Linked DNA regions of Mus musculus: region 2 is linked to region 1. A link is a contact called in ENCODE Hi-C or POLR2A ChIA-PET data. All regions are on one chromosome and are shown on one strand. The core of a region is the stretch at or near the end of the contact, and the rest is flanking DNA. Distances in the headings are between cores, read along the strand shown. Region 1 holds the start of Lamp1 (lysosomal-associated membrane protein 1). Region 2 holds the start of Pcid2 (PCI domain containing 2).

Region 1 (5,434 bases), core at 894-3,393:
CCTCGAATGTTCTCTGGCCAATATCTACATCTTAGCTGCAGGAGTACTGGAGATGCTTCAGGAGTTCTGTCCGTCACCAATAGTGGCAAAATTAAAAGGCACTTGGGGCCGGAAAGCACAACTCAGTAGGAGGCTCTTGTTTCTGTTCAAAAAATTAATTGGAAGGGTTTTTTATATCAGAATGTTTAGGAGAAACAAACATCTTAGAAGTCCTCGGATTGTGCCCAAAATTAGTTCTCTAATTCAGAGAACACTCCAAAGCCAGAAACTGTGTACTGACAACATTGCTACAGGACTGCTGATAGACAGCGTCACAAGGAAGCCATCCCAGCATTCTCTTTGCTTCCTGTTGTGGATCAAAATGCACCCTCTCAGCTGCTTCCCTACCACCATGCTCCCCACAGGGATGACAATGGACTCCTAACTCTCTGGCCCCAGATGAGTCCTCTCTAAGCTGCCTAGATCATAGAGTTTTATCACATCAATGGAGAAGTAAGCAGAGTCTTGTGATTGCAAGCTTGTGCCCCCATACCTCCTTCTAATTTTCTGCCTTGCTCCTCCACTCCCTGTTTTTGACAGTCTGTAACCCTGGCTGGCTTAGAACGCAGAGGTCCACCTGCCTCTGCCTCCCAAGTCCTGGATTAAAGGGATGCACACCCACACCGTTATATCCATCTTAAAAAGACCCCCCTCCTTTAGAAAGTGATCTTTGACCCATTTCTCCCAGTTTCTTTTTAAAATTTCACTTTATTTTGTGCATGAGAGTTTTGCTTGAATATAGGGTAGGCCTGTGCATCATAGGCAGGTGTGGTGTGCCCTCAGAAGTCAGGAGAGGGCATCAGGCTCCCCGGAACTGGATAGTTGTGAACCATGTGAGTGATGGGACTGGAACCAAGGTCCTACACAAATGAGCCATCTCTCCAACCACTCTTATTCTCCGGTCACAGAATAAACTAGTCCACTACATAAACAGCTTTTAAGTTTTGTTACTGGGTCTACAATTCTGAGGAGGAAGAACTCAGCTTGAATGAAAAATCTGTTAACAGGAGGAATCCTCAAGCTAAAACTTGAGGACTTCAAGGTAGATCTGGTGGTCTCCGGCCTTTAGTCCCAGCACTCTGAAGGCAGAGGCAGGCTGATCTCTTGAGTCTGAGGCCAACCTGTCTAAGTAATGAGTTCTAGGATTGCCAGGGTTATATAGAGAGACCCTGTCTCCAAAACAATATAATAACATAAAAGCTCAGATTATTCATGCCATGGTGGCACACACCTGTAATCTCTGCGCTCCTGACAGGATGATTGCCCAGAGTGTGGGGCCAGCCTGGTCCATGCGAGTTCCAGGTCAACCTGGGCTTTAGGGTGACGCCATGTCCCCAAACATCAAACCAATCCTCGAGTTTTGAGTGTGACATTCACAAAAGAGGAAAATACTTTAGTATTGAACTCTTCATGGAAATAGTCATCTCAGGTAAGATGACCATCCACATGCCCTTAAGCAGCCAGGAATGGTCAAGAACACTGCGCCCACACACATCATCTGAGCACTCAGGAAGCAGAGGCGGGCTGATCTCTGAGTTTGAGGCCGGCTAAAGATATATTCTGAAATCCTATCTCTTAAAAAGTATCTTTTCCACATCTCCCACCATCTACGTATCCTAAAGGACTGTCCTCTGCCTGGATCACCGAATGGGACACATTCGGGGCTGACCCTAGACACTAGTATGTGAGCCTGAAAGTGGAGGTCAGCCTGGGCCTGGGGCACGGGTCTAGATGGGAATACCCACCTCGAAATGGATATGCACACTGTCCTGGGATGTAAACACTGGTATTGACCTAGACATGGCTCTCAACCAAGACTACCACTGGGCTGCAGGCCTTCAGGGGCTTGGACCTGAACTGTGGCATGTAGCTGGCCTACGGGGCTCAGTCCAGCCTTCATGGCTTCCTGTTTCCATCTTCACTTTCTCCGACAGCGTTTCTCCTTCCCTTACTCAAAGCCACAACCTACTTTCCATTTCGGGACACTCGGGAGAAAGGCCGTGGGGGGGGGGGGGGGAAGGGGGTGGGGAGAGGGCAAGATATCACGTGGTCCAGCGCCCACGTGATGCCGACTGGCACGTGACCACATCACGTGCGGAACGGAGCCTCCCGAAGAAGTGAGGAGTAAGCTGGCGGTCCACGGGCTCTCGCGAGACCCTCGGCTCACGTGACCGGCGGGCGCGGCACTGCTCACGTGACAGGCGCTGCCGGCCGCAGGGTCCTCTCCGTGCCGGCGCCGCAGCTGCGGGGCCTCTCGAGTCGGTGGACGCGCCCTCCCGCCGGCCTCGCCGCCCGCGCAACCGCCGTCCTCCGGCCTCGGCTGCGTCGCGCCATGGCGGCCCCCGGCGCCCGGCGGCCGCTGCTCCTGCTGCTGCTGGGTGAGCCCGAGAGGGAGGGAGAGAGAAGGAGGGCCGGGCGGGGTCGGTGTCTCGGGACGGACGGGAACAGAGCGGCAGGCCGGGCGGGGACGGGGCGCCCGGAGCCGCGGGCGTCAAGAAGGCCTCGAGCCGGCCCGCCCGCTCCGCAGTGGCGCTCGCCGCCTGGGAGCCCGTGCGGGCCTAAGGACGTAGGTGCGGGTTGGGAGCCCAGTCTGAGCCGCTCTGGAAGGAGCTGGGCTGGAGTTCCTGCCAGGCAGTGCTGCTGGCTCTGAGCTGCCTTGTGAGAGGACTGGGTGCTGCCTCGGACCCTGCCTGGGGTGCCGGGTGCCCTTCCTCGCCGCTGTATCCCGGCAACGCGGAGCGTTTCGCTGCGGTGCCAGCATCTTCAGGACGGGAGAGAGGTGGCTGGCCAAATCTCCTGGGCACAGAGGCTCACACCCCCAAATTCTGTGACTGTGACTTTATGGAATTCGTTTACCCTTTCTTTTATTTTGCTACTTGTGTGAACTCTCTGGTCCGTGAGAGGTGCGCTTACTCGGCGGTCTTAACCCAGAAGCCTTGCTAAGGGGACCTGTGACCCTTCACGGTTCAGGAGTTGTAGCTAATATACGAGTTGCCGAAACAAGTTCTGTTGTGTCAGAATGGCTTGGTAACTAGCTGGAGTTCAATCTCCAGCACAGCCAAAAACGACTTAAACCCTTAGACTGTTTTATACTTTTAAAATGGGGGGAGGGGTGTCTCACCACCACGCTGGCCTGAAACTCACAGGTTCAGGTTCTCGTAGTCTCTGCTTCCTAAATGCTGATTGGGATAAAATCCAAAGGACAGCCAGGTTAGGCCTCTTCATGTTTTTCAAACTACCTTGTGGCTTGCATAGTGGTTTATACCTTTAATCCTGAGCTAGTGTCAGGACGATCTCTTTAACAAGCCATTCTGGTCTATATAATGAGTTCTAAGACAGCCAGGACCGGAGACCCTGTTGCAAAAATGAAATAAATAAACGAATGAATGAATAAACTAAACTAATCAGTGGTGGCTCACACTTGTTAGACCGTGGAGGCTGAGGCAGGGGAATTTTAAGGTTGGGTCAGCCTGAGTTTGTAATCTAAGCACTTAGCAGGCTTATGTGGGAGACTTTCTGTGAATCGGAGGCCAACCTGGGCTACAAAGTGAGACACTGTTTCAAAGCAAAATCTAAGTGGAGAGGGAAAGTCTGTGACCCTGATTGAGTGCCCCTGTGCCATAAATTGTCCCAGCTTTCACAAAGGGACTTTAACAACTTAGACAGGATCTTGGTTGTGTGACTTCAAAAATAATTTTATCTTAAAAAAAAACCTCTGTAACGATGGGATTGTTAATTGTTCCTACATTAATTGCTATCACCTCCAAGCTGCTTAAGTGCTTAATAGACAACAGACTAGTGTGAACTGAAACTAGTATGTAGGATTGCTTAATGGAACTGTTCGGTTGTTAGGGCTAACCCTATGACCTTCCCCTTTCTGGATGAGCCTGGTCAGTCTAGAAGTATGAGAAGTCTAATTAAAGTTATCCTGGATTGTGGGACCTTGAATTCTTCACTAGATTGGTGGTCCAGCGGTTCAGTAGTCTTGTAATTTTGAGTTCATATTCTGTTAGACCCAACTTAGATATTGTTATCTTGACCTGGCCCTTTTTTGTTTTGCTTTGTTTTTGTTTGTTTGTTTGTTTGTTTTAGTGTATATGAGTACACTGTAGCTGTCTTCAGACAGACCTCTGGACATTGTATCCCATTACAGATGGTTGTGAGTCACCATATAGTTGCTGGTGATTGAGTTCAGAAATTCTGGAAGAGCAGTCAGTGCTCCTAACTCCCAAGCCATCTCTGCAGCCCAACCTGGCCTTTTGTGGACACATAAACTGTGGCACCTGTCCTGGAGTGGCCTGTCTCCTCTGCTCTCTTTCGAGCCCCCAGTCCTGACATATGGGATTGCATGGTGCTTTCATAAAGTGCCAGGTTTACAGCAGTAGTCCTGAACTGGATTTTTCTAGAAGAAGAAACACTTGTCACTTTTCTCCCACAACATTCTACATAGCTTGCCCCAGCCTTATGGAAGGTAGGTAGCCAGCAGGGAGAGAGTCGTGCCTCTAGAGGTGCTAGTTCAGTGTGTGGGGTAGAACTTTGGCCATTTGTTTACATGTTCAAAGGTGTCCCTAGATAAGAAGAAACTGGATTTAAATCAAGCAAAAGAATTCATGGTATGAGCCGGGCTTGGTGGCGCACGCCTTTAATCCCAGCACTTGGGAGGTAGAGGCAGGTGGATTTCTGAGTTCGAGGCCAGCCTGGTCTACAAAGTGAGTTCCAGGACAGCCAGAGCTATACAGAGAAACCCTGTCTCGAAAAACCAAAAAAAAAAAAAAAAAAAAGAATTCATGGTATGGTTGCCTGGAGACAGGGTCTCACTATGTAAGTAACCCAGGCTGGCTTACCCATACTCCTTAACCGAGTGCTGGAAAAGCATCGTGGTCAGTAGGTCGCACACTGAAGCCAGCAAACAGGGCTTCTCCACCTCAGCAGGATGGAAGAATAGTAACCACCTTTTCAGGTTGTCATAGTAATTTAATTGAAAAGTGCTTTGAGCAGTACTTGTCACAAAGTAAAAGTGTCACAAGTACTTGTTAGGCAGCACTTCCTGGGTAAAGAAGAGAGCCCCAAAACAAAAGTGGCAAGGCTGGTGGAGTGGAAGACTTGTGGGGTGTTCTGACAGCGAGCCTCTCTGGCTCTGCACTTCTGCCATTGTCAGTTGTGTAATCTCAAGGTGCTTAGGTGGCCGCTGCTGGCTCCAAGGTCACGGAGCTTGGCCAACAGCGTGTATGTGGCCCACTGTCTTACTAGTAGCAGGGACGGGGATTTCCACAAGTGTAGTGTTTTGAAAGAATGAGACAGCGTTGCCCTTTGACCATGGAGAAATGAGAAATGAGCAGGGCATCATTAGCAGGCAGGTGGGGGCTCCTGGCAGCTGCTCTTTCTCAGTCCCATG
Region 2 (5,434 bases), core at 1,879-4,378, 54 kb before region 1:
TGGTGGCACATGCTATTAATCCAGCAACTGGGAAGCAGAGGCAGGCAGATCTCTAAATTCAAGGCCAGCCTAATCTACTGAGTGAGTTCCAGGAGAGCCAGGGTTACACAAAGAGAGTCTGTCTTTAAAAGCAAACAAACAAAAATTGACTAAGTTATTTTATTTTAGGATCTGCCATGTGGGTGCTGGGAACTGAACCCAGGTCCTCAGCAAGATCAGCAAGTATCCTTAACCTCTGAGCTATCTCTACAGCCCAGAAATTATTCTTTAACATAAAAAGCAAACAGCAGATACAAATAGAAAGAGGGCCAGGATGTGACTCAATGAATGATAGAGCACTTGCCTAGATGCATAAGACCCTAGCTTCAGTCCCCAGATCCACATAAAAAGAAAATCAATATAGAAAGGAAAACAGAAAAATCATATCCTGGACAACGAAGACGATACCTGGTCTGGGAAAGGGCTCTCAGTGAGGGTAACCCACCTCTACAAAAGGGACTGGAGGACAGGAAGCTCACAGTCCCACATTATCTAGAACAAGAATACATGCAATGTGTAACTCTGGATTGCACTCTGGATTCAAAAAACAAATCCTAAGAAACAATTTGCACACCTAAGCGATCCATCCCATATACAATCACCAAACCCAGACACTTTTGTGGATGCCAACAAATGCTTACTGAAAGAAGACTGTTATAGCTGTCTCCAGAGAGGCCCCACCAGTGCCTGACAAATACAGAGGTGGATCCTCGAAGCTTACCATTGGACTGAGCACAGGATCTCCAACGAAGAAGCTAGAGAAAGGACCTAAGGAGCTGAAGGGGTCTGCAGCCCCATAGGAGGAACAACAATATGAACTAACCAGCAACCCCAGAGCTCCCAGGGACTAAACCACCAAAGAAAACACATGGTGGGACTCATGGCTCCAGCTGCATATGTAGCAGAGGATGGCCTAGTCAGTTATCAATGGGAGGAGAGGCCCTTGGTCCTGTGAAGGCTCTATGGCCCAGTGTAGGGGAAGGCCAGGGCCAGGAAGCCAGTGTGGGTGGGTTGGTGAGCAGGGGGAGAGGGAAAGGGGATGGGAATTTTCAGAAGGGAAACCAGGAAAGAGGACAACATTTGGAATGTAAATAAAGCAAATATCTACTGAAAAACAAAAAAACAAAAAATGTGCAAAACATTGGAAAATTAAAAGTTACATGCATCAGTGTCAAAGTTCTCAGGCTACTAAATGCATTGTGGTTACAGTGAATGTCCTTGTTCTTAGGGCTACGATGTCTGTGATGTTCTTTGGCTGTGGGTTCTGAATTAGAGGTAATTTATTACTGTTAACCTTAGGAAATGGAGTAAAGTTTCCTTCTAGTTTGACCTTGAAGAAAAGTGGACCTCACTCCTTGCTGTAAGGAGTAGACTCCTCAAGCTCCACGTTTCTCTCTTTGAAACATATGCAGGCTCCCCTTGCAGGCCATCAAAACATCACTATGGACTTGGGATAACCCGGAAGCAGCACAAGCATGCTGATGCCATGCCATTCCCTGTGACAGGAAAGAAAGACCTTTATTCCTGGCTCAAGCAGTCACAAGAGTAACAGGCTACTCTTAACCTTATTAACACCGGTAAGGATGGCAAAATTCAACCAACCTGACCCCAACAGCTTCTGGGAAATCAGCACAGGAATCATGGGGAAAGAGAGACAAGCAATTTGTTAACAGGTAGCCACTGGCCAAGGCTATTGCCAGTGTGTTGAAATAAAGACTGGTCTTTTGGCCAACAATGAGATCACTAAGGTTCAAGCGTGATCTCCAGAATTAGCATCTTGCTAAGTGTTAAACATGTGCACTGTAGAGCCAGTCTCTGATGCTTCTGAGCTGGGAAGACTTGGGTTAGCCGCCTACGGAGCTCTTCAAGGAGGGCCTTGTGATGGAATCAAAGAGAATACATATGCACACGCAGCACCGACAATAGTGCCGCTACTTAAGAAGCACACAAGTACTGCTTCTAGTACTGTAGTACCCAAAACTGAGCTGTTTGGGACAGGAAAAGGGGGCTTTGGTAATAGAGCTAAGCGCAAATCCAAGGTTCATAAGCAGCCATGAGCAGCAAGTGTAGTCAGTTAAAACGTTCATCAGTCTTCCCTATCTGGCTGCCCCTTGCACCAGGTGTGTTGCCTAGTGGGATTCACATCTTCAACACCCTAGAAGACGCAATCACGGCCCTCCACCCGGATGCAACAGTGTTTGCCTGTGCCACTCCCAGGCTTTAAGTAAAGCCTTGATGGGCACCGCTGCCAAGAGACACAACGTGCTTCGTGCGGACAGCAGCGCTGACTACACAGACAACCGTTTCTACAAGTGGCCCCGATCTTGCTACCTCCACCTCGGATCCTCCTCCTCCTGGTCCACCGGGCAGCACCTGCAACTTCCGAACAAGGCAGGCTGCCCACCGCGTGCAGCACACCCTCCTCGCCTCGAGGCCAGCCGCAGGACCCCCGGCACCGTCCGACCCGGCCCCAGGACTCACCCCTCGTGGCCCGTAGGCCAGGATACCAAGCGAAACCCACCTGCTGTAGGTACTGGTTAATGGTGATGTGCGCCATAGCGGCGGCCGCGGGTGTTGAGTGCCTCACTTCCGGCGCAGGTCCGTTTCCGCTCCTTGTCCCCACACGGTAACCTCTGCACGTTGGTTCCGGAGCGGGTGAAGGTGGAGCGAGCCGAGCCGAGCCGAGCCGAGCCGGTGGTGAGAGCACTTCTTTGGGGGCAGCTGTCAGCGCGGTCGCCGGGACGCCTCGGGTGCGGCGGGGGCGCGCGCGAGGGCGGAGGACTGACGTGGAGGAGTTCCCAACCGACTTGGGAACGTGTCCCTGGTCACGTCGGTGTGCTAGCGACCCGATTCCTCGCACCCCTCTCCCATGAGGGTGACCCGATCCCCAACCCTCCGTGTGCAGAGGCGCTCCTGACTCTCCCGGAACCAAAGTCCAGAGCCCACTGGGAAGGCGTCCCGCGCACTCCTAGGATGTGTTCCTGAGTCCTCCCACATCTCACACTGGGGCACCCCAGATAAATGGGTGCAGAGCATCCCGTCCCCAACCCCTCGGCGCGCTAGCGCACGGAGCAGCATCCCTGAGCATCCTAGGTGTAAGGTGATCCAGGAGGCAAGGTTGCCGGGTGCTTTTATCCACTCAAGTCCTCGCCGGGGTGTCCTCGTCACGGCCCTCGACGTGACGTGGGGCGGCGAGCTCCGGAGCCCTCGGTGCAGGTGTCACGGCGCCCTCTCGCGAGCATTCGTTGTAGAACGCCTGCGAGTCCCCGAGCCCTCCTTGGGCGGAGTTCGCGCATAGGAGGAGGAGCCGGATCGTTCCGGTGCGCGCCGCGGCGGTTGGGCCTCGGGCGCGCGGACCCGGCCGCGAGCAGAAAGAGGAGGAGCCGAGCGCTCACGGGCGGAGCCCGACAGCAGCAGGAGGAGGAGCCGGGCGCGCACGGAGCGGGCGCAGGGCAGGAGGAGGAGCCGGGCGGCGCGGGGCGGGGCGGCGTCCGGCCCAGCCATGGCGGACGAGGGCCCTCGGAAGGGCAGCGTCTCGGCTCTCATGGGCCGCACCAACGGCCTCACCAAGCCCGCGGCGTTGGCCGGTGGCCCCGCCAAGCCGGGGGGCACGGGAGGCTCCAGGAAGCTGGTCATCAAGAACTTCCGAGGTGGGTGCGCTCCGGTGAGGAGCGAACGGGGCGGCCGGCGGGTCGCGCGCTCGGACAGGGCCTCCTGGGGCTGCCCGGCAGGCCCTGTCCCCGCGCCCCGGCCCGCCTGGTTCCCGCACTGTCCCGTCTCGGCGCCGCAACCCGACTTGTCCCTGCACCTCACGCTCCGCCACGTCCCCGCGCCCCAGCTGGCCCCGATCCCGCACCTCCTGGCTAGCCCGGCCGGGCCCTGCCTCGGTGCCCCGGCCTGTGCTGTCCCCGCGCGGCCGTTGACCCTCTCTCCCCCACAGACAGGCCGCGGCTGCCTGACAACTACACTCAGGACACGTGGCGGAAGCTTCACGAAGCGGTCAAGGCCATCCAGAGCAGCACATCCATCAGGTACAACCTGGAGGAGCTGTACCAGGTGAGCGGCGGCGAGGGCCTGCGAGCACCTGGCTGGGTTCCTCCTCCAGCAGCCACCGGGGCCAACGCTAGGGAGGCCCGCCCGTCCGCCCGCCCGCCCGGGGAGAAGCTGCGGCCCGAGCCTTCCCTAGCGGAAGCCGCGAAACCCTGGGTCAGCAGGTGTTTCTATGGATCGCCGCCCTGGATTAGTGCTGTGTGTTGAGGCTTAGACCAGGCTGCTTAGGAGGTGTACGTTTTCCCAGCGCCAGAAGAAAGGAGGTGTTTGGAGCTAAGAGGCACAGAGCCCCCAGCAGTCTTCAGTGTTATCAGAGTGCCAGTGTGTTATACATGGAACTCAGTACGGCCCCACTTGCTAGTAGGGTCCCTGGGTTGTGACACACACACCCCCTCCCCAACACACACACACTGTTTTGTAGTTTAATTATTGCAAATAAGGTTGCAGACAGATTCTGGTAGGGTTTTTGTTTTGTTTTGTTTTGTTTTTTTTTGAGACAGGGTTTCTCTGTGTTGCTCTGGCTGTCCTGGAACTCACTCTGTAGACCAGGCTGGCCTTGAACTCAGAACTCCACCTGCCTCTGCCTCCCGAGTGCTGGGATTAAAGGTGTGCGCCACCACGCCCGGCGATTCTGGTAGTTTTAACTTAAAGACAAGTTGTGTCTGCAACAGGGGGGGAAAATCATCCGAAGTACATTTTGCTGTTTCAAGCACACTTTTCTGTCATGGTTTTATACAATAACTGCTAAATATTCTGTGTTTTAGTTTGTGATAGAACAAATAATTACTTATATGTTACTTAAAAGTTACCTAAGAGGCTTGTTTTATCCTGGTTACAAACTGAGTGTATTGTAAGTTACAGAAAGCACAAGAAGAAAAGTAAGCAGTGGTACCCGAAGGAACCTGTGGCAGGCCCATCACTCCCAACCCCAAACTCCCAAATCCAAAACTTGTAGTGCACTCATGAAAAAAAGACCCACACCTGACTTCCTCTGCTGGGCCTCAGACAGAACACAGTATATGCTAAAACTGTTGAATAAAATGACCATCGAGCTAGGGCCAGCCAGATGACCCAGTAGGTAAAGCGCTGGCAGAGCCAGCTTGACAACTTGTGTTCGAACCTCAGAACCCTCAAAAAGGTGGAAGGAGAAAACTGACTGGAGACGCATCCCCAGACCTCCAGCCTCTTGACGTGACACAAGCACCCACACATACACTTGGTGTACACACACAATGATAAAACAAGGGATATGGGGTACGAGTCAGCTTTGTGTCTGTTTACACTTGATTCTCAGTACCCAGATACATCATTGTGTATGTGCAAGTATTAATCCGGAAGAAAAACA

Evidence for each region. A loop is a pair of places that touch in the nucleus more often than their neighbours do. ChIA-PET counts read pairs that join two places held with the same protein, here RNA polymerase II (POLR2A).
Region 2: a loop to region 1 is called in a map of heart, with 5 times the contacts of the local background. The contact joins the promoter of Pcid2 here to the promoter of Lamp1 in region 1. A Hi-C loop is called at or near these places in 5 of 37 maps with a recorded cell type or tissue (gastrocnemius and heart). POLR2A ChIA-PET finds 5 or more read pairs at or near these places in 3 of 5 experiments (Patski and embryonic stem cell).

What each region holds. Positions count from the first base shown.
Region 1 is chr8:13,157,018-13,162,451 of GRCm38, forward strand. It overlaps Lamp1 (lysosomal-associated membrane protein 1), which reads left to right and starts at 2,144. Exons shown (of 9, transcript NM_010684.3): 1 at 2,144-2,417. The coding sequence starts at 2,372.
Region 2 is chr8:13,102,215-13,107,648 of GRCm38, forward strand. It overlaps Pcid2 (PCI domain containing 2), which reads right to left and starts at 3,129. Exons shown (of 14, transcript NM_178708.3): 1 at 2,561-3,129. The coding sequence starts at 2,596. It overlaps Cul4a (cullin 4A), which reads left to right and starts at 3,409. Exons shown (of 20, transcript NM_146207.3): 1 at 3,409-3,689; 2 at 3,980-4,095. The coding sequence starts at 3,542.